Linked DNA regions of Homo sapiens: region 2 is linked to region 1. A link is a loop called in an ENCODE intact Hi-C map of the cell type or tissue named here. Cell type or tissue: GM12878. All regions are shown on one strand. Each heading gives the region's core, and the rest is flanking DNA. Links, peaks and the distances in the headings are about the cores only. Region 1 has its middle 78 kb from the start of KAZN. Region 2 overlaps KAZN (kazrin, periplakin interacting protein).

Evidence for each region. Hi-C counts contacts between places; a loop is a spot of excess contacts. Peaks named below come from ENCODE experiments on the same cell type or tissue, not always from the same donor. Only the 100,000 strongest peaks of a DNase experiment are listed, where the experiment ranks them.
Region 2: a loop joins it to region 1, with 4 times the contacts of the local background. A loop is called at or near these places in 1 of 110 quality-filtered maps.

What each region holds. Positions count from the first base shown.
Region 1 is chr1:14,512,865-14,528,235 of GRCh38, forward strand. It overlaps a transcript of KAZN not described here. Among named protein-coding and RNA genes, the nearest start is that of KAZN, 78 kb to the right of the region's middle. RefSeq lists enhancers at 4,063-5,262, 4,410-4,679, 7,207-7,316, 7,617-7,676, 10,161-10,250. In GM12878, for the core only: no CTCF peak of the experiment used is centred there; DNase peaks (open chromatin) are centred at 4,467, 7,837 and 10,137; H3K4me3 peaks cover 841 bases; H3K27ac peaks cover 6,034 bases.
Region 2 is chr1:14,731,429-14,746,799 of GRCh38, forward strand. All of the region lies in intron 1 of KAZN (kazrin, periplakin interacting protein), which reads left to right. Among named protein-coding and RNA genes, the nearest start is that of KAZN, 140 kb to the left of the region's middle. RefSeq lists enhancers at 315-1,036, 3,205-3,926, 3,927-4,648, 10,628-11,212, 11,213-11,796 and 2 more. In GM12878, for the core only: no CTCF peak of the experiment used is centred there; DNase peaks (open chromatin) are centred at 8,193 and 11,033.

The DNA.
Region 1 (15,371 bases), core at 3,278-11,277:
GATGACACCTTCCTTGGACGATCAGGCCGGCTCTTCTCCTGCTGAGAGAAGTAGCGTCCCTCTCTTTCTCGGGTCTGAAAAGCAGGCAAGTTTAGAGTGCATTCCCTTACCAGGTTGTTTTCCTCATCAGCCCAAGTAACAAAAAGGGTTCCAAAATATCACATATGATTGAGATTGCTTATAAAAGATCTCTTTCTAGTTTGGTTTCCCCAGCTCATTATCCACAGCCTTGGGAAAGCTGGCCTGCTTGGGGATGTCTCCAGGCACACTCCCTTTGGCCCTTTTCCTTAGAATCATGTCCAATTTCTTCTGCCTTTAGGAAAAGGATATTAGGGCAAACCGGCTTCTCCTTCAGGCGTGGTATAACTTATTGTCTTAAGCCTCTGTGTTAGCCGGTCCCTCTCCTCCAGCCTTTGGGAGGTTTCTCCGACTCCCACAGTCAGAAGCAGCATCAGAGAGAAATTGCTCAAGTTACCGATAAATCCCCATTCTTTTGTTGATAGACTTCTGTTTAAACCTGGGCCCAGGCTCACTGGGTGGCTGGGAATAGCAGCCATTTTCATAATCCTCAATCACAAAACCCAACAAGCTTGTGTTATGTGTACGAGTGTTTCTGACTAATGAATTGCCAAGCTAAAGAACGGGGAATCTCTAGGTCTAGTTTTTTCCGTCTTTCTAAGGTACAGCAGAGGGCCAAAGAGAATCAGATTCATGAAATAGAAGAATTGCAAACCTGTCTCTTGAGCTCTGATTAACAAAAGAGAAAACATGCCCTAAATGCCGGATATTTTATACAGACTAGATGTTGAAAACATATCATAGTAAGCATTTTAAAATTGGGACCTTATTTCAACTTTACATCCTAAAATGCTGCTGTTATGGAGGGTAATTACATAATAAATTTGTTAGGGGAATATACAGCAATAAAAATGGTGGTAATGGTTTGTCATTTAACAGCTGAATTGTAAATGAGTTTTTCCGCATTAATGTAGCAGGTTGCTACAATTAGAAGATCATTCTTAGAGGTGTCTTTAATTTCTAAAAAAAAAATTTCTGAGATTCAATATCATTAATTTTCTCATTTAAAGATACTACATATTTAACCATTTGAAGTCAGGGACATTTGAGTTTTTGAGGCATAAGCACCAGCTGAGCCGAAAAAAAATATTTTTTAGGCCGGGCGTGGTGGCTCACGTCTGTAATCCCAGCACTTTGGGAGGCCGAGGCAGGTGGATCACGATGTCAGGAGATCGAGACCACCCTGGCTAACACAGTGAAACCCCGTCTCTACTAAAAAAAAATACAAAAAAATTAGCCAGGTGTGGTGGCAGGCGCCTATGGTCCCAGCTACTCGGGAGGCTGAGGCAGGAGAATGGCGTGAACCCGGGAGGCGGAGCTTGCAGTAAGCTGAGATCGCGCCACTGCACTCCAGCCTGGGTGACAGAGCAAGACTCTGTCTCAAAAAATTTATATATATATTTATATATATTATATATATATTTATATATATAATATATATATATTATATATATTTATATATATAATATATAAATATATATATAATATATATAATTGCAAAATATATATATTATATATATTTTATATAAATATTTTATATAAATATTTATATATGTAAAATATATAATATATGAAATATATATTTTAGATATATTTTATATATAATATATGAAATATATATTTTCTATATATTTTATATATTTTTTTATATTTTATATATATATATATATATATATATATATATATATATATATATATCTCAAATTGCAAAAGTATAGCAAGAATCTGTGCCTGTATTAGTAATTCCACCAAGGGAGTCAGGTAGCATAATGGTTAAAAATACAGGGTCAACCACCCACTAGTTATACGGTCTTGACAAATGACTTCAACTTCCTGAGCCCCCTTCCTGAACCTCATTCATAAAATGGAACTAATAAACCAATGCACCTGATACAATTGTTGTTCCATACAGGACACTGTTTTGTGTTGATGGATGAAGTCAGATGACATATGCTAAAGACCTAGCAAAGTCCGTGGCTCACAGTGTGAGCTAAAGAAACAGTGGCTGGGACTTTTGCTGATGTCATCATTCACATAGAGTATCCCATTCCTCTATGATCATCTTACTCTTTTTATCCTTTTTATTTCACACTGTGCTCCATTTCCAAACCTTTGTCCCCATGTACCCAGTTCTTCTAGAATGGACAAAAATTAGAAGACAGATTTTTCCCTAAATCCACCTGACACTAGGTCATAATTCTCTCTCTTACCAATGAAATCAGGAAAATGAACATTTAATGACCTTGTGCTATCAACTCTCTCCTACATGATCTTGCTTAATCCTTAAAGCCCCCGACACACCCAGATTATCCTATTTTCAAGTGAGAGGACCGTGAATTTAAGCAACTTGTCCAATGTTCCTCAGCTAGAAAATGGCATAACTGGGATTCCAATCCAATCGCTGTAGGAAACAATCACTGAATGCCTGATACTTGCGAGGCAGTGTGAATGCAGCAGGAGGGATGGGAGCAGGGCATGTTCATGACATGGAAGCGGCTGTCAGTCCCACCGTATGTGGGAACCACACAGGCCCATAAACAAAGCACTTGGGAAACCCGGAAGCAGCAGAATCTTCAATGCAGGAGCTGGCTTCTGCCTCCCCTCCATCCTTCTCCTGTTCTACCATCCCGGCCTCACTCACTGAGCTCCAGGCCACTAACCTCCTTTCTGGTCCTCAGCCACACCCTGTTTAGGGGCTGCCTTAGGGGCTTTCCCTGGAGCCCTTGTCCCCATGAGACCTTCATTGCTGTTTTTTCTCAAGTCTTAGCCACTACCACCTCACCAAGTCTTTGTGACTGCTTGACCAAAGGGCTCTCCCTTCCACCACCAGCCGTTTTATAACCTATCAGTCTGCTTGGTTTTCTTCATGGCTCAAATGGTTCTTACTTCTCCTGGAAATGCTTCTGTTCATGCATTGGGTCCCTTGCTTATTTTGCATTTCTCCCAACTAAAAAGAAATCCTAGACCCAGCATGGTCTCACGTAAGCTCCATGAGACCACAAAATCCTGTGTGCCTTCTTTACTCCTTCTTTACTCCTGTATCACTAGGGCCTAAACAGGAGATTTTTCTTTTAACAGAAAAATAGTAAATTAGTAAGATGGTACTCCAACTGCCTGGCCAACCAGGTTCTAGAAACTGTGTTCTGGTCTGAATTCTCAGGTGTTTCGCTTGAGCAGCAAGTCGAACGTAAATTAACTGAAAAACAGCAGGATTTAGTCTTTCTGTCTGCTTCTTTGATGGTGCTGAAGGTTAGAGCAGGTTACAGAGCAAAATAACCAGCTCTGATGTCATTCCCTGCTCTCTCTCATGATCTCTCTGCCCTCCTTTTCTCTGTGTTGGCTTTACTCTCTAACAGGCTCTCCCTCGTGGTGGTAAGATGATCAACAGCATCAGCAGCATCTCTTCTCACCGGCAGATCAGAGTGGTTTAGGTGAACTGACCCAAGCCCTTGGATGTAGAGAGAGGAACAAGACCTAGGCCTGGTCAACCAGCATTTCCATGCCCTTGACCACAGTGATTGGCTCAGAGATGAGCACATGACCCACGTCAGGCTAATGAGACTCAAGTCTATGAGTTTATGCAAAGTGTTAGGAAGCAGAGTTCTCTTCTGCGAGAAACAACAGACTCTTAACAAATATTTACTGAGTCAAGGGTCAATGAATGAGTGACTGATGTTGGAGTCATTTTATTGTATCAAGGTATTTGTCTTGTATGTTTGAAGCTCTGACTCTGTTCCCAACTGTCAGCTCCTTGAGGGCAGGCACCATGCCATCTCCCTTCCTATTTCCAAAGGGGGAAAAATAAATCAGTCCTTACCTATTGGTTCCTGTCCTTTTCCCATCCACAGCTCCATTTCTCTAACAAGAACCAGCCTTCTTCTTCTTTTCTATCACCTTCAATTTCTGCACATAGACTTTCTCGGTAAGAAAAGGCAGTCAACAAAATGTGTGTTTTAAATCATCTGTGTTCTCCTAGAAGTAAAGAATCTCATTGTAGTGGTGGTTGTTTTGCCTGCCAGGTACCCATTTACTAGTTTTCTGATATAAAACATTGCTCTTACTTTAGGGAACCATCTCTTCTCACTGGCAGGTCACAGTGGTTTAGGTGAACTGACCCAACCCCTTGGATGCAAAGAGACAGAGAGAGGCATAATACCTACACCTGGCCAACCAGTGTTTTCCATTACCTTGGCCACAGTGATTGGCTCAGAGATGACCGTGTGACCCATGCCAGGCTATGAGACTCAAGTCTATGAGTTTATGCAAAGTGTTAGGAAACAGAGTTCTCTTTTTCTGTGGGAATCGTGAAGCTCGTAGAATGTAAGCAAGTTGCTGCTGATGCTGGTGATCATCTTACCACCAAGAGGGAGAGCCTATTAGAAAGTAAAGCCAACACAGAGAAAAGGAGGGCAGAAAAATCATGAGAGAGAGCAGGGAATGACATCAGAGCCCCTTGATCCAGCCACACCCGAAGCTAAATCTGCCCCTGGACTTTCCAATTTGTGAGCCAGTAAAAATCCCTTGTTCTAACTTACTCAGTTTGAGTCATTTCCAACCAAAAGGTTAATGCAGAAATCAAACTGACAATAAGAAGCCTGGAACACATGCCTTAGCGCCATTTGTGACTCACAGCATGAGCTTAAGCTCTTCCAGTCCTGCACAGACAACAAGTCGGGCTACAATCATGAGAAACACCTTAGAGCAAAAGCTGGAAATATTTGGGTAGAAAAGAACATTTGTTTATCTTCCAGCTCATACACAGTGGATGTGCAATCCTAATCTCTTTTTAAAGGGCAGTTCTTTGGAACAGGATGCTGCTTAAATACCAGGTCCACACAGCTGCCAAGAGGAACATCATCCAGTTATTATTTTTCAACAGCAGTGAAGTGGATGGATGGCTCCACATTTTCTCATTGCCATAAAACAAAGCAGAAGAATATAAGCCATTTTAGCTGTAAGTGTGTGCTCAGCCCCTGGGAACAATGAGAAGGAAATAGAGTACAGGAAATGAAGCTAACATTGCCAAGCACCTACTGTCTGTTTCAGAATGAGTGATGGGTGTTTTACACTCATTTTTGGGATTGGAGTTCTGGGTTCAAGCCCAAGGTCTGCCACTGACTGGCTACAGGACCTTGAACAAGCCACTTATTTGCTCTGGCCTTTCACGTTAAATGGGGTAGTTAGTCTCTGTCATTATCAGAGAGCCATGCTTGGTAACTGGAGTCTTTTTGAAGGCTTTTTTTTTTTTTTTTTTTTTGGGCAGAGTCTCGCTGTGCCACCCAGGCTGGAGTGCAGTGGCACAATCTCCACTGCAACCTCCATCTCCCAGGTTCAAGCGATTCTCCTGCCTCAGCCCCCTGAGTAGCTGGGACTACAAATGCGCACCACCACGCCCAGCTAATTTTTGTACTTTTAGTAGAGACAGGATTTCGCCATGTTGGCCAGGCTGGTCTCCAACTCCTGACCTTAGGTTATCCGCCCGCCTCAGCCTCCCAAAGTGTTGGGATTATAGACATGAGCCACTGCACCCAGCCTGTTTGAAATCATTTTTAAAGAAAAAGTAAGAAAGCATTAGGAATGTCAGCTGATTAGAGTCCCAGGTGATGAATTTGCCAAGGAAGAGATGATCTGCTCTCGTCGCTTCATCTACAATATTTGGGCTGATGAATACAGCCTTCCCATTGCTGTTGAGCTGTGTGACAGTGCTCGTAGGAGCTCCTGCCCTGACATCAAACAGCCCGGCTTCCCGTCCAGGCTCCAGCACTACCACACTGTGTGTCCTCCATCAAGCCTCCATTTTCTCATCAGCAAGATGGTGAAAATACAAGGCTATTAGGAGAATCAACATAGATACTATATTTTGAGAGCTGTGCACAGTGCCAAGCACGTAGGTGCTCAATAATTGCTAGTAGTTAATATTTTGAGAGCCAAATCTGATGCTTTTATTGGAATGTGCTAGATCTGAAAATGCTAGAAGCAGGGATGGAAGGCAAGTTTCATCTGCATGGGGACCCAACTTCGGAGATCCTGTTGCTCTAGGGACCCTGAATAATGAGGCAAGTATTTTGCCTTCTTTGGGCCACCATTTCCTTAGCCATAGGTGAGGGGTAGGAAGGGAGTAAGGGAAGCGGAGTTTAGAAATAATCTGTCCCTGAGTCCCATTCAGCATGGACTGCCTATGATTCTAAAATAATTGGAAATTTTTAAAAAAAAATTTAAATAATAAAAACAAAAAGTTTCTGGAATCAAAGAAATAGCCCCTGACTACACAGCTTGAAATGGACCCTACAGGCAAGGAGAGGAGGGCCCAAGGCACAGGACTGAGCTGCAGTTTTGTAGTTTGCAAAGAAAGCAACCCTCTGCTTTGCTTTAGATGGCCTCCGAGGCCAGTTCTTTGGGCAGAATCCAGAAACAGGAAGAAGTTGCAGAAGAGAAGAGGCAAAGAAACAAAGAAAGGACTTGTCTGAGAAAAGCAGCCAAGAGCAGCATACATGTCAGGGACAGTGAGGGTGCTGAGCGGCAGATACTACCCTCGTGGGTATCCTCCCTCAGTTGAGGCTCTTCCCCTCTCCCAGTTTTTCTTACCCCCAGTGGCACAGATTGCCTTTGGAGAGAGCTGACCTGGGAGAAAGAAAGTCCACTTTTGAGTTTCTAAAGCCTAGGCCAGGGCACGAGAGAGATATGAAAGCATAAGTGGTGAATATCCTCCCATCTGGAGGGAAGAAAAGAGAGTAAGAGGGAAAACAGAGAAAATGTGGATGCCAGAGCACCCTGGACCCTGCATTACCCCAAGAGACTTTGGGGGATTCCAGCCCATGGATGACCTGAGAGATGCAGGAGGATCCCCAGAGTCCCATGTGTCTGGCATGACCCAGCAGCAGGAGAAATGTCTGAGCTAGAAGTGGATAGGCCTGGGTTGGCCTCACAGGGTTCCCTGTGCCAAGCATGAAGTCAGAACATAGAGTGTCCTCAGGCACCCAGAGGGCCCCATGATGGTGTGGGAGCTGTGGATGCTTCCCACGAGCCCAGGCATCTGTCACACATGTGTTTCCTGCCATTGCACAGATCGTGCCATAGGTGGTGGCAAGAAGACGCCTTATAATTGGGGCCAAGGAGCACATAGCAGTCACATATACAGCCTGTAGACAAAAGTCAAGATGGAGAGAGAGATCTTCAGGAAATGAGGCCAGTATGGCTCATGGATGACACAAGGCCCAGTGGTGTCCAGTCCTGGCACTTGTTCATAATCACAGACATTTCATTTATACAACCCTATGATCCATTGGGTGTGGCCAAGCTGGAAACAAAGAAACTGAAATGACCACACATGGCCACAGGATTTCTCTCCTCCGGTGGCCACAGCCCAATGGAGGAGACAGACCTCCCGAGAAGGGTGGGCATGGGGTGCCATGATAGACGTAGCAAGCAGGAACAGGGGTTGGGGTCACCATGTGAATGAGAGAGAAACAGGCACTGAAGCTGCAGGAGCCTGGGGGACAATTGTGCATGCCAGGCACCTAGAAAGCAGGAAGAGGGGAGATAGCAGATGAAAACACACACACTAATCCAATGCCCATCTCCATAAAAAGCAGTGGCTCATGGGACAACCAAGAGAGCTCCTCTGACTTCCTGCCCAAGCAAGAGCATAACTAGGTGATGGGGGCAGAGGCTCTGAGGAGCCCAGGCAAGAGCTCAGCACAGCTTTGCTAAGGTTCGCCTCTGGAAGCAGCCACCTCTGGGAATTTCCCTGGTATCTGTTTGGGCAGAGACTGAAACTGAACTGAACCATTAATAGCCTGTGATCATCCTCCCAAACTCCCCCCAAACCTTAATTCTTTTGCACTAAACCAAAGATGGTTTTGTTTTAACATCTGATTCACCGGACTCAACTAAAAAATGAAAGAGCTGAACCAAAGGAGCAGAATAATCCCAGCACCTGCAGCAAACTGTTCATCCATCCAGCTCCATTCCCTGGGCAGGGCAGGTTCCCCTAAGGCATTGTTCTATTGGGAAGAAGGCCCATGAGAGGCCAGAGCAGGGAGAGGCATGCAGTGGCATGATCCAGAGGGAAAAGGAAGAGAAAGTAACCATCCGAGTACTCCCCACTCTTGGAAGAGCCAATAGACAAAATCCAGATGAGCTTATGAGTAATGGATGTCCTATGTGCCACAGGGTGTTACAGGCAGATGCTGAGGGAGGGGTGCAGCCAACGTAAGGAGAAATGCAAATAAAGATCAGGCTTGGGGGCAGGGGTCTGATGATGCCCCCAAAACGCCAGTCAGCAGGGACTCTGACATTTAAAGAGGCACCATAACCACTTGAGCCAAATCTCTTTTCACTCAGTGTGCCCAATGTGATATTTAAACAGAAATGTCGCCCTCACTGCATTTATGCCCCTCCAACCCTTCAGAATTGGGTCTGCTGTCCAAATGGCTCATGTGTGTCCACCTTCCAGAGCCAAAGTGAAAATTTCTGATAAAAACAGAAAAAGGTAAATTTCGGCTTTATGAACTCAGGATTAAATCAGGCCAGGCCTTTCTGTGAAATGTGAACCCTGTAATGCTGAGAAATTGAAAAAGCCCTTGCTTTTTGAAGCTCTGGCCTATCTTTAATTGAACCTTTTGCATGAAATCATGAACCATGGCCGATGCCATGAAACAACTCAAGGAAGAAACCAGCAAAGCAACTGGCTTTGAACTGAGACCTGCGAACTGAGAACCGCCTACAGTCCGTAAAAGACCAGCCTGGGCCCTTGGGTTGCCCTCATCCTGTTTTAGAATCGTCTCTTTTCTTTGAAAACTGGGGAAAGGGAGGAAGTGTGGTTACTGAGGATTAAGCTTGAGTCGACCTTGAGTTAGGGGTCAAGTTACCACATCATGGTTTGGGTCAGAACTGATTATTTTTGGCAAATGTACACCAAAAAATCACATTTTTTAAGTGGATAAAAGTGCACCATAGGAAAAAATTCATTTTCGGAGACATCAGCACATTTCAGTGAGTACTGTGGCTAAATTTGAAAGAATGTGAACTTTTGAGATTACTAATATACATCCAAATGTGTGTTAGGGAATGTACATTGAGCTCTGTTATTCCTAATCTTTTACACAGGCCCTCTCCACCAAATTTCATAGACACATTAGAAAAAGGAAAGCCACTCACACTCCTGCTTGCATAGAAGTCCCCTGCCTTTTGCCAATGAGCTTTTCTGCTCCCAGATCAACTTGATTAAGTAAGATATAATTTTCTGCTTCTCTCTCCTGGCATAGGCACGGCTGTATAATGTCTTCGTTCTCCCCAGTGAGATGCCTGTAACTGACCTAACTTAAAGAGAAATATGTTCTGCCTCCCATCTTCAGAGGAAGAAACCCTCTGAGACCTACATGTGATTTGTCTTGTTGCCTGCAAAAGTTTGCTCTTTATGGTGACAGCTAGGCTTGCTTGGGAGATTTGAACAGATACAGCTTCTTGGTGCAGCTGCCTCTGCTCTCCTAATTTGATCCTGAGCCTAACAATTACAGTTATCAAGGAGCCAGCTCTTCCAAAAGGTTTCCTGCAAATCACGTCATCATCTGTGATGTGTACAATTTGGTCTCTTGGATTATGCAATGATTCTGGGTGTTGTTTTAAAGCCTGACTTTAATAAAAAGCCCGAGAAAAGAACAAATGCAAATGGGTGTTGACGTGGACTGCCCATCCTCTGGCACCAGCAGTAGAATACAGACAGTACCTACAGCAACACAATAGATAATGCATCTGCAATTACCGGGATACTTAACATGTGTTGTATAACTCATCGGAGAAAATATAGATCTTTTGTGTGTGTTTCAGATGTAGAAGGAATGAATGAATCACAGGTCATAAACTCAGGCGTGGGACAAGTATCAGATCTTTGTATTTTCTTCCAAGCAGCTTAATTTCAATCGTGACTACTCCATGCCAACAGGTAGGCAGGAAATTCCACCTCATTGATTCTCTGGGTGCCCCTGTTCCCACCCAGAGGGTCTTTCTCTAGCACCAAGGTGCTGGGAGGGCTCCCTGTCCGCCTGTAATTCCCCCAACTCCCCAGCATGTACGAGCTATGAGTCACTAGGCCACACTGGTTGCCATGGAGACACTCATCGTCCTAGTCTACTGGTCCCTCCAGGTTGAGGCTGCGGCTTCCACACCAGGCATGGAGGCTTCAGGATCTTGGTGAGGCTGGGAGGCACCTCACCCTTCCCCACTGGCATCCTCACCAACCCCCTGAGCCTGGCCAGAGAGCAGGGTGCTGCCTCCCCTAGCTGTCAGAATACTTTTTGGCTCCCAGTCCAGGGCAATAAACTTTTCTTCAAAGATTCTCTCGCTCTTCATGTCCCTCCCAGAGTTGCTCCCTCTCCACCAAACCCATCCACCTCTGTGATTGTAAGCTTTGGCAAACCAAGGCCAGAAAGGGAGCTGTCCAGTGGGCAGCTCCAACTCTCCACCCTGCCTGGAGCCTCCCAGCTCGGAGCTTGTGGCCTACCAGAGACATGGAAAGGGCGGAAATAAAGAAAAGCAATGCCCAAATAGATACAAATGTGTCCCATCCCTGCAAATGTCACAAAGTCATGAATAATTACCACGAGGGACACTTCCCCAGCTTTTTTGCTGCTCCATCACCAGCAGCCCTCTAGTGAATCCCAGCACTTCCTTCACTTTCTCTCCTAGTTCCATTCCCAAGCCAATATTTCTTTGTACATTCCAGCTGCCTTCTGAATCCCTTACTTCCTCTTCAGTGTTCCCACGCAGGTGACAGCAGGAAGAAGCATGGTCTGGTTGATCCGATGGTACATGAAGCTAATGGCCATGAGCCTCCCATGTGGTCCTGGGGCTGCACAGAATGTGCTGGTGGCCACAGGAAGGCTCAGAGACCATGATGTTGAGGAAGGGGCTCAAGGGGGCTTACAGACATGGCAGAGACACATGAGATGGAATAAAAATGCCACATATGTCAGTCAAATTGAATAGCTAAGGGAGAGCGAGGTGTTGTTTTGAAAGCGTATATCCACGTGGCTTAAAGGCGTGTCACTCGTTTTGTTTTGTTTTGTTTTGTTTTGTTTTGTTTTGTTTTGTTTTTATGAGACAGAGTCTTGTTCTGTCACCTGGGCTGGAGTACAGTGGTGTGAGCTCGGCTCACTGCAACCTCTGCCTCCCAGATTCAAGCGATTCTCCTGCTTCAGCCTCCCGAGTAGCTGGGATTACAGGCATGCACCACCACGCCTGGGTAATTTTTGTATTTTTAGTAGAGACGGGGTTTCACCATGCTGGCCAGGCTGGTCTCAAACTCCTGACCTCAAGTGGTCCACTCGCCTCAGCCTCCCGAAGTGCTGAGATTATAGGCATGAGCCACCGCACCCAACGAAGGTGTGTCACTTGTGTGCGTTTGTGTGACATCCTGGAAGCATGGAGGCAGGGTCAGGGGTCTGGAGCCAATGACCCACATTCTAGACCCAGCTTTTCCACAAAGGAGCCTGTGCCCTTGAGAAAGCCCACTCCCCCGTCTCATTTCTAAAAACAAAAGATTAGACCAATTTATCACCAGGCTCTCTTTGACTCTGAGGGTCTTTGACGCTAATTGATTTTTTAAAAATAAACAATATTTTAAACACTATTTTATGGTGATTAAGGTACTTGCTCATTATCTAATGGCCAACCTGGATGAATTTAACCCCCCAGGCATGTCAGTCTGCCACGACTGTGCTTTCACCGTTCGACTCCATAAAACCCAGCAAACTTCATGTATATTAAAGTTTAATAGCAGCTCAAGAGTGAGAAGCTGAAAGAAATGTGAACAGTACCTAAGGGGTGTTTTATTCATGTTGATTCTCATATGTATGATAAATAGTTCCTGTGCCTGATTTCGTGATGAGAACAGGTTCTTTAAAACACCAGCAAAGGAAGCCCATAAGGAAAACAGAAATCATCTACCATAAAGAAAAAGCCAAAATATTCATATATTTCTTTGGAGACCCAGCAAGGTCTGGAGAGAGCCAGACATTTGCACCTTGGCTAGATGTATTTAACACCAGTGATCTACTCCAAACCCCATGTGGGGCAGGATGCCAGCAAGACAGCATGGATTTTGGATAGCAGCTCACCCAGGAAGGACACTCAGGTTCAGAGCAGATGACACATGGACATATGTATCAGGGTTGTCCCATGTATATGTATGGACGTGTGTTTGAATATGTGCATGCATGCATGTATGTGTATGTAACAGAATAGAGTGTAAATGTACATATTGTACAAATGTGCAAATGTAAGCAAGCTATTCTTAGCTTGCCAGCCATACAGAATTAGCTTGCCAATTATGCAAACTGTGCTCTAATAGGTAGTTTGTGCATTAATTTCTTTTTTATCATGTAGAACATAAATTACCAACTTTTTTCTGTAAAGGGCCAGTTACTGTGTGAGGCTTTTGAACCATGAGGTGTCTGTTGCAACTACTCAGCTGGCCGTTGCAGAGTAAAAGCAGACTTAGACAACACATAAACAAATGAGCATGCTTGTGTTCCGATAAAACTTTATTTATGCACACTGAAATTTGAATTTCATATAACATTTGCATGTCAAACAATATTATGATCCTTTTGATTTTTTCAACAATTTAAAAATGCAAACACTATTCTTAGCTTGCCAGCCATACATAAACAGGTGACAGGCTGGATTTGGCCAAGGGCCACAGTTTGCAATATTTAATTTAGAATGCATTTCCCATAGGAAAAAAAATGATTGTAAATGTTGTTTGGCTTACCAGATCAATCCACAAAAGTCAATTCAATCCATAAAGAATCAAAATATGGCATATATAGCATGAATATTTATGCTAGCTACTGTTAGTGCTCTCGATAATCATGAATTTCTTTAATACTCAGTGCAATCCTATGGGGAAACAGGTTTAGAGAGTTTGAGTCACTTTCCTATCTCAGCTAAGAAGCTGAATACCTGGGATTTAAACCAAGGTCTTGGGATCTCAGAGCTGTGTTATTCACAGCAAAAGAACCCCACTTGCTCATAAATTAGGGGGATGATGCCTGGTACCTAGGGAATCCTCAATGGATCTCCGCTACCAGCATTGTCGTCATTATGACTAAGTGTACTACTTCAACTCTACTAAATCAACATTTATGATACCATTTCCTAAACCTGGGTCTCAACCTGGGATGCCCCCACATTTTTCCCTTCCCTGGCTTTGAAGCCCTCCTCATTGTCATTTAGCAAGAGAGAAAGGGAATTCTCCTAAGTAGGTACGATTGACTCTTTAATTTTACACATTTTTGCCTCTACATAAGAGCAGATGTGCCAATCATTTCCCATTTGCTCCAAGGGAACAAGGGTGAAAGAGGACTCCCTTTGCAGCAGAGTCTGGGGCAGCCATATTTGGGCCTCTTTGTTGCCCATTCATGTTTCAGAGCCAGTCATGCATCAGAGGATCAAGGTGACATGCGTAGACCTGGGTTACAGCCATGTGCCAAGTGCCCCGGAGGTTTGAAATAAAACATTTCCCCATCCATCTGCATCATCAGTAATATTTTAGTAGCCACGTAAGCTACAAAGTTTGCTGAGAACAAAGAACCCTCCGGGTCATCTATAGCTGAAATTGACAAATTGAAATAGACAAAGATGTAAGTGAATATTTTTGTTCCTCCTTCATTCTTATCTCCCTGCTCTTGACTTCAGCCATTTTCCAGTTTCATAGTGGTCCATATTTTTAAACACATCCCTTGCACCGTCTCTCTGGATATCAAAAACCTCATTCCCCTGGGACCATTTTCATACATCAAGAAACCACTTCATAGTAAGGTACAGATACTTCATTAAACATGAGGTGTTCTCCCCCGCTGCTCAATGTCCCCCTTTTGTATCCATCTTGAAAGAGATCACCTGTCACCCAGAAGCGATTCTCTCCTGGTGTAATTTGGGCAACAGGACAGGCCACCAGAGGAGATGTTATAGTGCGGAGTTCTTGCTAACATCTTTCTGACAATAGCATCTGATTTGCCTATGCCTAAATTCAATCCTCCTCTTATAGGTAGTTAATTAAATTATAAACTAAAATGCTTGTGGACCAGTACCTATTATTGCATAAGAAACATCCCCGAATTCAATGGATTAAAACGATGTATTATCATGTCTCATAGTTGGACTTGTTTAAGCTCATCTGGGTGGTCCTCACTTGGGGTCATTCATGAAGTCGTAGTCAGACTGCTGCTGGGCCTGGAGTCATCTAAAGACTTCCGGTCTTAGTCTATTTGTGTTGCTGTACAAGAATACCTGAGGCTGAGTAATTTGTAAAGAATAGAGGTTTAGCCGGGCGCTGTGGCTTACGCCTGTAATCCCAGCACTTTGGGAGGCTGAGGTAGCCAGATCACAAGGTCAAGAGTTCGAGACCAGCCTGGCCAACATGGTGAAACCCCGTCTCTACTAAAAATGCAAAAATTAGCCAGGCGTGGTGGCGGGCACCTGTAATCCCGACTACTTGGGAGTCTGAGGCAGGAGAATCACTTGAACCCAGGAAGTGGGGGTTGCAGTGAGCTGAGACCATGCCATTGCACTCCAGCCTGGGCAACAGAGTGAGACTCTGTCTCCAAAAAAAAAAAAAAAACGATACAGGTTTATCTGGCTCATGGTTCTGCAGACTGAGCAAGAAACAAGAAACACAATGCCGGCATCTGCTCCTGGTGAGGGGCTCCAGCTGCTTCCACTTATGGTAGAGGGGAAGAGAAGCCAGCATGTGCAGAGATGGCAAGAGAGGAAGTAAGGAAGAAGGCAGGGAGGTTCCAGGCTCTTTTTAACAGCCAGCTCTAGTGGGAACTAATAGAGTGAGAACTCCCTCATTACCACGAGGATGACACCAAACTATTCATGAAGAATCTGCCCCCATGACCCAAATACCTTCTATCAGGCCCCACCTCCAACAGTGGGAATTAATTTCAGCATGAGATTTGGAGAGGACACATATCCAAACTATAGCACTTCATTCACTTGTCTGGTGCCTGGGCGGGGATAGAAGGAATAGTAGTGTCTGGTCTAGAATCCTATCTATCTATCTATCTATCTATCTATCTATCTATCTATCTATCTATCTATGTACCTACCTACCTATCTATCTTCCTCTCCACTCTATGCAGCCTCTCCATGTGGTTAGCACAGGCTTCCTCACAGTATAGCAACTCATGTCAGCCTGGCCAACATGGTGAAACTTCATCTCTACTAAAAATACAAAAATTAGCTGGGTGTGGTGGTGCACACGGGTAGTCCCAGCTACTCAAGAG
Region 2 (15,371 bases), core at 3,854-11,853, 220 kb after region 1:
TTCTAGAAGCCTTGCTCCAGGGCCCACCCTTGGAACTTTTTTGGTTCCCCTCCTCTCTTTTTCTCCCATCCTCCCTTTCCCTTCCCACAGAAGGTTTTGCTTCTGGGTCGGCACTGAGCCTTCTCCATCTATTATCTCTTGTCACTATGCAAAACAGCTGCCTGAAGCTACCATAATCTTTGCAGGCCACATATGGTAGATGTGGCTCAGAGACCAGAGAAGCTGAGAAGCTCGAAAGAGGACACACAGCTAGTGGGTAGCAGAGCCTGGGCTGGAACCTAGGTCCTTGGACTGTGCTGGGAGGATGGAGAAGATGCCCTCTGCTGCACAGTGCCTGAGTGAGTCTCAGGTCTGTTCGGCACCTTAAACAAGTGCCTTAATGTTGCTGAGTATTCATGTCCTGGTCTGTAGAAGGAGGATGACAACAGTAGTACTAACCAAATGAGGGGGGTTGGGAGCGTTCCGTGAGATCACATACGTCAGTTACACAAAGCACAGGGTCTGTGCTCAAGAAGCGACAGACTTGCTGGCCACAGTTCCCAAATGGTGCGGCTAAGCCGCCCTGGGGTGCTGCAGTGAGGTCAGCTGTGGGAAGTCAGCTGTGGGATAGTGCAGTGCTGTGGGATAGTCTGAAGTTTCAAGGAAAACACAGCGACACCTGTCGGACCCTGGGTGAACTACTGGCTCAAGGTAGTCACAGTTTCAACATTCCATTCCGCTACATTCCCTTTGATGACAGCATTTGTTTGTGAAACTGGGTATTGGCCGTTGCTATGATTAAAAAGCAAGTACCACCAAGACCAGTGCAGAATGGGAAATAAAGGTGTTGGAGTCCAGTCCTAGTTCAAGGTTGGAGGATTGGTGCAGTCCCCAGTAGGCACACAAGTTCCATTTGTAAGTACTTGTGATTATTTAAGAACAAAATGAAGGCCGGGTGCAATGGCTCATGCCTGTAATCCCAGCACTTTGGGAGGCCGAGGCAGGTGTATTGCTTGAGCTCAGGAGTTCAAGACCAGCCGGGCCAATATGGTGAAACCCCCTCTCTATAAAAAATATATAAATTAGCTGGGTATGGTGACACATGCCTGTAGTTCCAGCTTCTAGGGAGGCTGAGGTCAGAGGATGCCTTGAGCCCAGCAGGCAGAGGTTGCAGCGAGCCAAGATTGCACCACTACACTCCAGCCTGGGTGACAGAGCAAGACTCTGTCTCAAAACAAAAGGAAAAGAACAAAATGAAACTTATTTTTTTTCTTTCAACATATATGTATTATTTTTTCAACTGGCTATTACAATGTTAGAACATAAATACTTAGTAAGTTGTTTGGCCCTACCTATTTAGTAAACGAAGTGGTTAGGGATTTCTTTTGGCCCTACGGTGCCATGAGAAAAATTACTGAGACTCTAAGAGTGCCATAAACTGAGAAAATATCAGGACACCTGCCCTGTGGCACACTCAGTGACTCAGTGTTCGTTTCAAACTCCTTTAACCGATAGGTATTTTCTGAATGAACAGGGAAATGGAAGCACATCTTCCCTCCTTCCCCTATGTTCACGGAGCAAGCAGAAGAGTTTGCTGCATGAGATTTGGGAAGAAATTCAAAAATGTAGCTCCAAACAGCTCCCTGGGTGGTTCAGACATGAGCAACCACTTTCTTAGAAGACAAGTGCGCTGAGTGTTTCTCGGGGATCTGTGGCTGCAAAGCGGATCAGCTCTGATTTCAGCCCCAGACTTTCTGACAGAGGGACTTTCCGCCCACTGCCCCAGGCTTGGTAATTAAGCAGTCTGAGTGATTGCAGAATTCTCGCATGTTCCCGGCAGCCTGTGCTTGGAGTTACCATGAAAGCAAGTCAGGACAAGTCCCAGAGAAACTTAGCTGGTGAAGAGGAAATGGCATTTATTTCAAATACACAACCCAGAGTTTGAAGTTGATGAAATGGGAACAGAGAAGTTCTTTCCCGTTGCCCCACCCGCCGTGCAATATTGATTTGCAAATTTTCCAGCAGCCACCGCCGCTGCAACACTTCAGCAATAGTTGAATTAATGACCGTGGCAGTGCAGCCTCGTGCCGTAGGGTGGGACCTCCTGGAGCCTTCAGAGTCGGGCAGAGATGCTTCCTGGGAGGTGTCCGGATGACCTCTCTTTCGGGGAGTGGGGGAGTTCTGGAAGTTTCCATACAAGGAGCAGTTCAAGTGTTGGAGGCCCCCGGTTCTCCCAGGGCCCCTTTGATGTTCAGCGTGGGGACTCGGGGGTCATAGCAGCTTCCTGGATGTGTCTGAGTCATCAAAGCTCTGCTTAGTAACCTTAACCTTAGTGCCTTAACCTTGCTAAGGCACAGGTTTCTCGCATCTGAACCACCTGCGAGCTGTTTGGGAGCTACATTTTTGAAGAGGAAACTCCACTTTTATTCTCTGGGGTTTGGCCCCCCGATCAGCCTCTCCAGATGGGATCTCCCTCCTTGCCCAATCTGCAGCCCACGCCCCAGCCAGTCCAGACTGCTGTCGGTTCCCGGCACACCATAGGGCTGCGCACAGCTCCTGCCCTGGCTTCGGCCCTTCCCTCTGCCCAGGATGCCCTTCATCTGGATATCTACGCCTAACAGGTTCAACTCAGGGGTTCCCTCCTGCCGGGTGAGCAGTGGGAATCACAGTCCAAGGAACTTTGGTCTTGGAAGTATCTGAGTTCCAGTGCTTACTAAGCCCTCGAGCCTGCCCCAGCTACTTTCTCCTCACCCGTGGAATGAGGATAAAGTAGCACCTAACTCAGTGTTTCTCAAACTGTACAGTGCGCCTGAAGCACTCCGGGATCTGGATAGACTGCAGATTAGGACTCAGCAGGTCTGGGGTGGGGCCAGAGAGTCTGTGTTTTTCTTTTTTCTTTTCTTTTTTTTTTTTTTTTTTGAGACAGAGTTTTGCTCTTGTTGCCCAGGAGTGCAATGGCACCATCGGTTGACTGCAACCTCCGCTTCCCGGGTTCAAGTGATTCTCCTGCCTCAGCTTCCTAAGTAGCTGGGATTGCAGGCATGCACCACCACGCTCGACTAATTTTTTTTTAATTATTATTTTTAGTAGAGACGGGGTTTCTCCATGTTGGTCAGGCTGGTCTTGAACTCCCGACCTCAGGTGATACACCCGCCTTGGCCTCCCAAAGTGCTGGGATTACAGGCCTAAGCCACCACACCCGGTTGAGTCTGTGTTTCTCTAACATGGTCCCCTGTGATGCGGATGCTGCTGGTCCAGAGTCCACACTTTGACTAGCAAAGGCTGATCTCATCGTGTTATATGTGACATGGCATGTACATGACATGTAAAGTACACAGGCCTTGCCTGGTTCATGCAAGCCCACCGTGATAACTTTTCTTGTGTGTAATGTGAGGCTTCCAGGGCACACCAGTCTCCTTCATGGAACAGACCAGACTGCGTGTCCCAAGCATCTCACTGTCTGAGGTTTGAGGAGCACTTTTAGTTCCGCCTCCTTTTACCATGCCTCCCCATAGTCCCGTTGGGCTTTCCAATCTCTGTGTAGGTTGTAAAATTCCTGGGGCAAGAAACATTCAGGAGGCAGTAGGTGTGCCTTGTACGAGGATGTGCGTCTTGGTTTTGGGGAGCACAGGATGCTAAATGGTCATGCTGGTTTTTTTTGTTTTGTTTTGAGACGGAGTCTCGCTCTTTCGCCCAGGCCGGACTGTAGTGGCGCTATCTCGGCTCACTGCGAGCTCCGCCTCCCGGGTTCACTCCATTCTCCTGCCTCAGCCTCAGGAGCAGCTGGGACTACAGGCACCCGCCACCATGCCCGGCTAATTTTTTTGTATTTTTAGTAGAGACGGGGTTTCACCGTGTTAGCCAGGATGGTCTCGATCTCCTGACCTCGTGATCCGCCCGCCTCGGCCTCCCAAAGTGCTGGGATTACAGGCGTGAGCCACCGCGCCCGGCCCGTGCTGTTGTTTTCAAAGACACGTTTATTCTTGAAGGGAACACAAAAGAGGTATAGGATCTCCTTCTTCTTCCAGGCAGCCCTGCCCTGGTTTCCAGCCACCTTGGGTGTTTAGGCTGGACCCCGAAACCACCCCCATACACAAAGCCTGAGTGTCAAAGCCTCGCTGGTAGCCAGGCTCAGAGAGAATGTGCTAAACCCCACACACCTAACGGCCGTTTTCACATGGCAGCCCCCCACGCTGAGATCCATATACCCAAACATCAGCGAGGCTGCCGTGAGAAGCAGCAGGAGACACACAAGCTACTTACCGGCCAGTTTCCATTACTCTCCCGACCTGTTCCAGATTTCCAAAGCGGCATGCCGGGTAATAGCCACTCTTGCACGGCAAAGGAGAAATGTCCACGATAGTCCAAGAAGCGCCGTCCCTGGCCCTGGGTTTGGTAAGTTGTAAAAGGAACTTGCTGCTAAATAGCCACTTAATCCCCAGAGCCTTTGTGATTTGTAAGTTTCAGGCTTGAGCTTGAGGTTGGTGACAATCTCCACCTGTGGCCATAGAAGAATAAAAGCTTTGGGGGGAATGTGGAGCCCCCGCAGGAAGATGAGTTACCTCCAACAAATAAGTGTTATGGGACATCTGGTGGAAATGCACCCTAGAGATAAGACAGGCCGTCGGTCCACCTGCAGTCAGCCATTGTTAGTTTTATTACCTCCGGTGGATGAGGCCAGGTGAAAAACAGAAGTTCCCCACAGCCTCCAGAGAGAAGAAAAGGAGTGTGTTTCCTGTACATCTGTATTCTCAAACTTCCATGTGGCTAAAAATGGGAAGGGGGTACTTTTTAAAAATATAGGTTCCTGGGCCCCTGGCCTGTTGGGGCTCATGTGGGACTCAAGGGTGTGTGTGTGTGTGTGTGTGTGTGTGTGTGTGTGTGTGTGTGTGTATATTTTTTTTTTTTGAGACGGAGTTTTGCTCTTGTTGCCCAGGCTAGAATTCAATGGCGTGATCTCGGCTCACTGCAACCTCTGCCTCCCAGGTTCAAGCTATTCTCCTGCCTCAGCCTCCCAAGTAGCTAGGATTACAGGCATGTGCCACCACACCCAGCTAATTTTTTTTTTTTTTTTTTTTTTTTTAGTAGAGACAAGGTTTCATCGTGTTGGTCAGGCTGATCTCGAACTCCTCACCTCAGGTGATCCACCTGCCTCAGCCTCCCAAAGTGCTGGGATTACAGGCGTGAGCCACCACTCTCGGCCAAGGGTGTACATTTTTAACAGGGTCCCCAGATGGTTTTGCTGCAGTTGGTCCCCTGACCACACTTTAAGAAACACTGGCTAAGACAGTTCTATAAAAATAAAGAAGAAATCATTGTTCAGCCCAGGATGTGCAAGGGTGAAGGAATAGTATATTCACTCAAATCATCTGAAGTGCATTATCCAGAATAGATTCTGGCTACAGAATCTGAAGAGACATTGCCATAGCTCCCACTTCATTCATTCATTCATTCATTCAACAAGTCTCTCTTGAGCACCAGCTGTATGCCAGGTGCTGTTCTAAGGGCTGAGGATATAGAGAACAAAACAGACCAAAATCCTTGACCTGAGAGAGCCGACTTTCTTATGAAAGAGATCGGCGATCGAGATCAATAAGGACGTAAGTGCATTGCACACCTTGAAGAGTAGGCAGGAAGGTGGCAAGAGGGAATATTGCAGGGAGGGAGGCTGCTGGGAGCAAATGTGACAACTTTAAGTTGGGAGATCAGGGCCAGCCTCACTGAGGAGGTAACATTTGAGCAGAGATGTGAAGGAGATCAACGAGAGCAGTGTGGATCTCTGGGGAAGGCACGCACGGAGACCCTGAAGCCTCAGGGTGCTCCAACATGCAAGGAGGCGGATGGTGCAGGAGTGATCAGATGGGACCTGTGGTCAGAGAAGACCTGAGAACAAGCCTGAGTGTAGAATTTGCCACTCAGCAGATGGTTTTCGAATGGGTGGATCCATTCAGGGATCCTCCACGGTATGCACAGAGAAGTAAAGAGATCCAGCTTCCAGGAAAAGAGCAGAAAAGCAGATATACAGGGAGAAGCAGGCACAGAAACCACAAGGCTCTAAGGGGAGAGGGGTTGGGAGAACAGTGATGCAGTCACTTTGTGCATCTGTTATCAACTGCTGTGTAACCAGTTACTGCACACTGGGCAGCTTATGAGGACAGACACGTATTACCTCGCAGCTTCTGGAGTTCAGAAGTCTGGCCATGGCTGAACTGGGCTCTCTGCTCAGGGACTCACGGGGCAGAAATCAGGTGCTGGCTGAGCTGCATTTCTTCTGTAACTCCAGGTCCTCTTTCGAGCTCATGTGGTTATTGATGGAAATCTGTTCTTTGCAGCTGTAAGACTGAGGCCACTGTTCTCTTGATGGCTGTTTGCCAGGTGCTGCTCTAAGTTCCTGGAGGCTGCCTGCAGTTCCTTGACACATGGGCCTCTCCATCAGCTCTTGGGCTGCCAATCTCCTAGGCAGGGCCCCGGCTCTTTTAAGGACTCACCTGATTAGGTCAGGCCCACCTGGATGCTTTTTTTAAATAAAGAGCTCAAAGTCAACAGTGGTAATGTAAGAATAGAAGCGAAATCCCATCACATTCACAGGTTCTGCATGCACTCAAAGTGGGTACACCAGGAGAGGAAATCTTGGGGGTTTAGAATTCTACCTACTGCCCTTCAGTCCAGCACAATTTCTGGTTTCTGGTACTCGAGTGGCAGGGGCTACCCTTTCTCCCTTGGGCCCCACACCATGCACCCAGCTCCATGTGATAAATGACCATTCTTGCTTCCACAGGCTCTAGTAGATCTCAGCTAGAGAATCCCAAGACTGTGATGGGATGGGAGTCCCAAAGGCACCACCTCAATTTCAGCATGATTTGCCTGTGGTGTGCAGGATCCTTCTCTCCCCAGGAGCGGAGAGAGGGAAGCGATCATGCTGAAATGCTTTTGAAGCTGCCTTTGTGCACCGTGGCGCAGATGACACAGCAGTGCCCTGAACCCTGGCTGCTGCTCCAGCACACTCAGTCTTAATGTATTGACATTGGCAGCCCTTGTATATCTCGTCATGCCAATAAGGTAATTGAAATGGAATTGTCTCCAAGCATCCAATTAATCAGCAAATAAATCATAAACCTGTGGCTGTTCATTCAGGGAGGCAAAGAGGCTTCTCCTGGCTTTCTGACCACCGGAGTTGATTGAGCTCAGACTTTATGCACTTCTAATGAGCTTCAGGAGAAGAGAGGTAAGTCCAGGCAGGTAATGTTTAGAGCGTTACTGAGGCCCCGGGAACTGTGTACAAGGTCCTTCACGTATGAAGGCTCATTCTTCCATCAAAGAGGTTTATGTACTGGATTTTTTTCGTTAAAAAAATCCCCGTGAAGTGAGGATGACGATTCACATTTTACAGGACAGGAAACTGAACCTCAGAGAGGTTAAGCAACTTGCTGAAGGCCACACAGCAAGTAGAGGGCAGAGTCTGAGTTGAAAACTAGACCCGTCTGGTCAAGTGCAATGGCTCATGTCTGTAATCCCAGCACGGTGGGAGGCCAAGGCAGGAGGATTGCTTGGGGCCATGGATTCAAGACCAACCTGGGCAACCTAGTGAAACCTCATCTCTATTAAAAATAAAAATAAAAATTAGTTGGGCATGGTGGTATACACCTGTGGTCCCAGGAGTCCTCAGGAGGCTGAGGTAGGGGGATCACTTGAGCCCAAGAGTTGAGGTTGCAGTGAGCTATGATTGCACCACGGCACTCCAGCATGGGCAACAGAGTGAGACTTTGTCTCAAAACAAAACAAACAAAACACTAAGCCCATCTAGCGTTAAAAGCCATGTTCTTTTTAATCGATGCTGTGCCAGATATGCAGATTTAAGTCACAAATGGTTTCCATTGTCAAGCCAAATTTTAAATCCGGGACTGTGTGAAGTGAGAAGCTATTGGAGTGGATGGCCTCTGGCTGCTACCCCATACCCCAGCTTTATTAGGTGCTGGCATCGGAAGTACAAGCAAGAGACGGGCAGTGTCCTGTGGTGGATTTCCATTCCTGTGGGGGAAAATCCTCCTGTTCGTGTGATAACTTCGCACCTCCTAAAAGCCCTTTGATGCCCAAAACTCCTTCATAAGCTCAAGTGTTTCCTCCCCTTGGCCGGGTGGGGAAATTCTAAGGAACCATTCTCAGGCTAGGCTGATGAAGGGAGGGATGTCATTTTCTCACTTGAGGACGCTTTCAAGACGTTTCACATGACGAGAAGTCTTCACACCACCAACTTCCCCTTTTTTTTTTGTATTGTTTGAAGTTCAAACTGGAGAACTAACTGTGGTAACGGGTCAAGTCAGCCCAGCCAAAGGAATGACGGATTCAAAAAAAGTGGAAAGCTTCGAATTTCCTCACTTAGAATAAAAAAATGTTGATCTGTCTGCCCACGTGCAAACAGAGAGCCTGCGAGGAATTCATCTGCACCCTTCAGGAGGGTTTGTATCTGCTCTGGGATTTCTACAAGCAGAAAGGAGAATTATTTTCGTGATTCAGAGCAATTCTTCAGTGGGAAATGTCACCCTGAATCCTTTTGGCTCTGGTTTATTGGGGCATTTGCTGAGCAGTTGAGAACGGGGGAAAGAAGGAGTCCTTTCCTTTCTAGGAGGCACCTGGATACATCTGCAGTCAACAAGGGACCATCTGCCTTGCAAAGCGGGGTTTTTGTGGATCAGACCCAAGCCGAGTGTGTGCTGGGGCTGTGGCAAATACCCTGCAGCCCCTAGGAGGCAAATTGGTCCCTCCACAGGCAGCTGTGGCTTAGACATCCCTGGAGCTCAGGGAACCAACCGTGGTATGACACGTAAGAGCTCCAGAGACACCGTGCTGTGCGGGGAGCTGCAATCCCAGATGCACAGGCTGTGTTTCTGGGCAGGACGCCTCTAAACCGATGCAGAGAAAACTTGGTGGAGGGAGTGGAATTTGACTTCCAGTCAAATGTCATCCTGACATCCAGTCCCATGCACAAACTATGATGCTTTTTCCTTTAGCACCTTTGGTCCTTGTCTCCTCTTCACTATTATATGTGCCCACTTCTCTTCTCTGGATTATGACAGCTGCCAACTGCTGCCTTGCTAAAAGTCTCGCCCACCCCAATTCCATCCTATCCTCTGCCTCCGCCCCCCCAAAAAAATGAATTACATTGTATGGTTCTCCTTCTTTAAATCCCTCTATAGCTCCTGTCTCCTTGGCGTGGTTTGAGCCCCACAGACCTCTCCCGCTCTGGCCGCCCGCACTCCCATCTCAGGTTTCTACTGCTGTGATTCTGAGCTGCACCTTGGGCCATTCCTGGGATCAAGAGGGTCTCTTGATTTCTTGCTCTTTGTTCATTCTCCTTCCTTTGCCTGGAATTCCTTTAGCCCTCCTTCTTGCCAGCCCCCAAACAGGAAAGATTCCACCTTTGCTGGGCTTTGGGGATTCCAATTACTAACTGTAGGAATAACAGGGCATTTGGAAATTCAGTTTTATCGTTTCCTGGGGAATGACAGACACTTTCCCTCCATGGTGCCTGTGGGGGTGGCAGGTCCTGCCCTCTGTTCACAGACCTGGAGGGGAGTGGGAAGGAGCTCTGTGCTTTGAACATGCTTCTCTGGGGGTGCAGCCTCCAGGCAGCTGGGGCAGGATCATGCCCTCACTCTCTCCCTTGTGCTACCATGGAGGTCCTGTGTGCTGACCAAGCACTTGTCCCAAGTTGCTGGAGCGGGTCGTTTATTTGCTCTGCATCCGAGGCCTGAATATGATTGGTGCTTCACTTTTAAATGCGTGCATGAATAAATGGACTTGTCTTTCTCCCCTGTGACATAATCCAGAAGAGGAACTCTATCTTGACCATCTTTGCCTCCCCAGCACCCAGCACCATGCCTGAAGCACACAGTTGCTCAATGTCGGGCATGAGGATGCTAGAGGAGGGGGCAGCTGGTGGCACAGGTGGCTATGGTTGCCTCAGCTCAGGCAAATCCCATGGGCATGTGGAGACCCAGAGACCTACAGTTTTTTTCTTGGGTTTGTTGGCTTTTAGAGTTCTAACAGTTCCAGCCTCTTCTCTTGGGCCTCCTGGAAGGGAATGTCTGTCAGAATCTCCCATCAGGTCCTGAAATTTGAGAGCACAACTATTTACATATTGAAAAGGTCAGGATAGCGTGTGACAGTTTTACTTTGATTGAACTAGTATCTTTTTATTTTTCTCTTACATGAGGCTGAGCTACTTGCTGAACTGAAAAGGAGAGGGAGGGAGAAGGGGCACTTCCCCCCGGGGTTTCAAGACCTGCTGAGCTTCATAGCCAAGAGGTTCTCACTCCCCACTCAAGTGTCAGCTTTCCAGAATGGCCCCTTGAAGACAAAAACTCTTTCAAGGCATATTAAACAATAGCAAACTCTGATAAAATTCCATTCTGGTGGCATGTTTTATGAGAAACTGATGAGGGGCCCTGAAATGCATCTCAACCTTGATGTTTGAGCCAGAATCCAAATATTCCCTTTCTGTTAACCAATTCAATGTTGCTTCTCTCTTGTGGTTGTTTTTTTTTGGGTTGTTTTTTGTTTTGTTTAGGATTTTCCTTGTGGGAAGCCACATTCACCTTCTTGATACTATGAAATGGCTATACAGAAAAATAGAACCATCCCCAAGCAAAGATTCCTCCCCCTTTGGAATTGTCCCAGTGTGGACAGCACTTCCCTCCAACTTTGGATGAACAGAACAAACGAAAGGAGGAACTGTGAGTGGGGTCCTCTCCAACTGCTATAATGTCAGCTCCAGGAAAGCAGTGACCTTGTCCGTCCTGTTCACTGCCTGTTCCCAGCATCTAGAAGAGGGCCTGGCTCATAGTAGGCACTGAATAAATATTTGTGAAGAAGCTGCTAGATTGCAGGCTTTGTGATGGCAAGGACTCTGCCTAGGTCTGTGTTATTCATGAATGTGTCCCTCCCACTTAAGAGCACAGCAGGCACAAAATAGAAGCTTATTCATTCATTGAGCAACTACCATATGCCAGAGATGACTCAGGCACTGAATAAATACTTGTTGGATTAACTAAGTGCATTCTTGCGTACGTGCTTGAATGAATGAAGGAATGAGCGAATGAAAAAAAAACCAATGAGTCAGTTCATCCGCCAGCAATAACCAATCTCGCCTCTCTGTGCTGCAGTCTTGGGACAATAAGCCTGGAGGTTTCTCTCCCTGTGCTTTTTCTCGCTTGTTGTGATATCCCTGCCTACCAAAACTCCCAAGAAGTGTCAGCTCCAATGATGTTTCTTTGAATCACCCCATCTGGCAAGATGCAAACACTCTTGCTTTTGAATTGCTTTGTCACTTTCTGTCTTAGCTGTTGAGCACAGTTCAAAACCCATTTGCTGAGCCTGTCCTGTGGACAGCCATGGTGGCAGGAGCCAGGGATGTAGAAGTGACCCTGGAGTCACCAGGGTTCAGTGTGTGTCTTGCCTGCCTGGATTGTACAAGCACCCACGGCTCAGAGACGGAGACTTCCTCCTCTCTGTAACTGCACTTGGCACCTGGTAGTGAGTCTGGTCAAACAGATGCTCCTGCACTCACCAGTGAATAGACCCATAAGATGTGCCGCCTTTGAGATCTTTGCTTTGGTGGATTTGAAATATGGGAGGAAGAGCTGAGCTGCACTGTGTGTGGGCCAGAGTGGTGCGTCGCAGGCATGAAGAGGCCAGGAGTAGGGAGAGTTCCATGGGGGTCAGGATCAGAGAGGTCCATAGTAGGTTCAGGTGTGGTGGCTCATGCCTGTAATCCCAGCACTTTGGGAGGCTGAGGTGGGAGGATCACTTGAGGTCAGGAGTTCGAGACCAGCCTGGCCAACATGGTGAAACTGTCTCAACTAAAAATACAAATATTAGCCGGGCGTGGTGACACGTGCCTGTAATCCCAGCTACTCTGGAGGCTGAGGCAGGAGAATCACTTGAACCTGGGAGGCGGAGGTTACAGTGAGCTGAGATCGCGCCACTGCACTCTAGCCTGGGGGACTGAGCGAGACTCTGTCTCAAAAAAAAAAAAAAGTACATACAATGCAGATATTAATTATTCATTAATTGGTCACTGCAACAGTGAGACTGAGGACTTCTTTGATAGAAGCCCCAGTGCTTTCTAAATTGGCTTAAGCAAAAAGAAACAAAATGAACCCTTCATTGGTTCCCAGACATGATGAGTCATATAGGTCATCGCTGGCATTTGGGAGACCCAGCAGTGGCCAGAATCTCTCCCTCTCCTCGGGTCTCAGATCTGTTGTCCCCCAAGTTGCTTTGGTTCCCAGCAGATTGTCTGGTGGGGTCCTCCTCACCCTCCACTACTCCCTGCTGTCTTGAACCACTTTATTTAGCGTTGGCAGTGGTGGGAGGGAGCCGCTTTCCTGACAGCTCCAACAAGAGTCCTGGAGTTGATCTCAGGTCGCTTATGGCCAAGAGATTGGAAAATGCTGATTATCCCAGTGGAGACAGGGGCCCATCCATGGAACAGAGGGGATCAATCTTACCTCAACTGCAGACACCAAGAATGAGGTTTCCTGAAGCAAAACCAAGACTCTGGTACCTGGAAAAGAGGAAAATGCAAGCTGGACGGACAAAAACCACTCTTGGCTACTGTACAGGCTATCAAGAGAAACTAGGAGCCACTCCAATGACAGAACATTGCTTGTTGAGGGGAGACGGTCAAGGCTGGCTTTATCATGGCCATCACCAGTGCCCTGAATGGTTCCTTATGTGTGGGCATCATTAACCTGGCCATTTGCACACATTATTAATAACACTAGCAGCATTAATAATGGCTACAGAGATGCTTTATGTGTTTTCCATGCACTGGCTGAGTATCTTACTCAGTATTATCTTATTTAGTCTTGACTGCAACTCTGTAAGGTAGGAACTATTGGCCCCATTTTACAGAGAAGGGAATCAAGGTCCAGTGAGGTTAGGTGGCCTGTCCAGAATCACATGGCTAATCCCTGATGGTGGTAGTTTTTTTTGTTTTGTTTTTGTTTTTTTGTTTTTTAATTATTTAAGTGTAACAGGCCAGGTGTGATGGCTCACGCCTGTAATCCCAGCAATTTGGGAGGCTGAGGTAGGACAGTCACTTGAGGCTAGGAGTTCAAAACCAGCCTGGGCAACATAGCAAGATCCTGGTACTCTACACAAAATAAAAATAAAAAATTAGCCAGGTATGGTGGCATGTGCCTGTAGTCCCAGCTACTCGGGAGGCTGAGGCAGGAAGATCACTTGAGCCCAGGAGTTCGAGGCTGCAGTGAGCTGTGATTATGACACTGTATTCCAGCCTGGGTAACCCAGTCTCTTTAAAAATAAAAACAATTCTTTAAAAAAGTGTAACATGCATCCAGCAAAGTCCATAGTTCATAAGTAAATAACTAGAAGGATTTTCACAGGGACCAAACTCAAGCAAGCAGCACTGACATCAAGCAAAAGAGGAATATCACCAGCACCCGGAGGCACCTGTGACCCCTCCAAGTCACTACCTGTCCCCAAGGTCATCACTGCCCTGGCTCCTTGCAGCAGTGATCCTGCAGCTGACCCAGAACCGCCTGAGCCTGGAGCTACCCATGGGCAGTGGTAACTTACTACAGATAGACCTTGAAGTTCAAGTGGCAGGAGATGATATAGATGAAAGGAAGTCTTGCTAGGACCATTGAATCGCCTTATGACCTAACCAAAAGGTCTGGCCAAAAATCCAGACAGATCCTGATCTGGACAGTGCCCTGCAGGCCAGCACCCAGCACCATCCCAGTGCCCTGGACCTGGGAGTATACAGCGCCAAGACCGATCTGCAGCCTGGCAATGTGAATGGGGCGTTTATCATTAAAAGAAAAAAAGGAAAAAAAAAAAAAAAAGGAAAATCACATGCTTTCTTTAACAAAAGGGCTTCTCTGCAACTGTTTTTAAATGGTACGCAGCTCAAAATAGATAGGAATGATAGTACAAGAAGGTAAATAAAGAATCCCCTGGCACAATCGTGGGCCTTTTTTCTCTGCTGGTTGCAAAGCCAAGAGTAATTAGCACCGTGAGAATGGGGGGAAGTGATTGCTGCTCCTACAACACTCTAATTAACAGTTACTAATAGTCATAATAAAACTGAAAGGAGGCTTTTTAAATCTCGCCATTGAGTGAGTGCTTGGTATGGCAGAGTGCTCAGCATTGGGGACCCACTGCTTCTCGGGGCTATACACTTGGCATGGGTTCATTTCTCTAATGTTGTTAGGTTGGTTGGGGGAAAACAGTGGTTAAATATGGTGGAAGAGTGGGGAAGAGATCTTAATCATCACTAGAATTATTACCGCTAATAAGATCAACGACTGATCCATCCGGAGCTTCGTTTAGACAAATGCAGTCTTAGACACTGTTTCCTTTAACCCTCAGGATAAATATTTGGCTGATGTTACTATCGTCTTGATTTGGCACTGCTATATTTTCTGTTGGGGACAGTTTTCATTTGTCACGAGTGGGCTTTCAAAAGACTGTTCTGGGCGAACCGTTCTGCTGGGCACTTGGCATCCCCGGGGTAAATTGGTGGTCTCTTGCTCTCATGGAATTTATGACTCAGCAGAAATAAAATATAACAGAAGCTGGCTTTGAAAGAAAAATCACATTCATTGTGCAATATGATTTATCATGAACTTTAACTGGTTGGGTTTTTAAATGCCATTTATGTCCACCTTAAATTAAGTTATCCCAGTTCAAAATCACCCACAGCTTTCGTGATGGGCATGTGTTCTGTGAATGCAGTCACTTTGTGACCCATTAGTGACACTCCAGCTTTACAGTCACTAAGGATAGATGGTGTTCTCTTGATTCCCCTACCAAGTTCGTCATCTTTCCTCAAAAATGCAGGTGGAGTTTCTGGAGTGGCGAAGACCACAGAGCCATGTATTTACTTATTTAACATGTTACTGAGTGGCCTCTTCTCCACCACTCAATAACAAGAGCAAGTATTTTGGAAGGATTAAAAGTGCGGAGGACTCAGTCTCTGCTGCAGGTTTCTTGAGGGAGAGGTCACTGGCAGACAATTACTTCAAACACCGAGAAACAGACAACATGGCTAGCACCAAGTCTCATAGGAGTTCAGGGCAAACTTAGACTTTCCTGCAGGCCAGATGATCCGGGAAGGCTTCTCAGAGGAAGTGGCACTGGAAGTATCCAGAGGCCATTGACAAGCAGAGGGGAGGCATTCCAGGGAGAAGCTGGAGTTGGGGAGCTGGGGTCAGGGAGGGAGGGTGGAGAGGGAGATGGTGAGGAAAGCAGCTCTTGCAGGTCCTTGAGTGTCAAAATATGGGGTGTGGGTTTTAGTCAGTGGAAAGTGGGGTGCCATGAGTCTCTGTACCAGAACAAGGTCAAAGTAGTCGTCTAGAGATGTC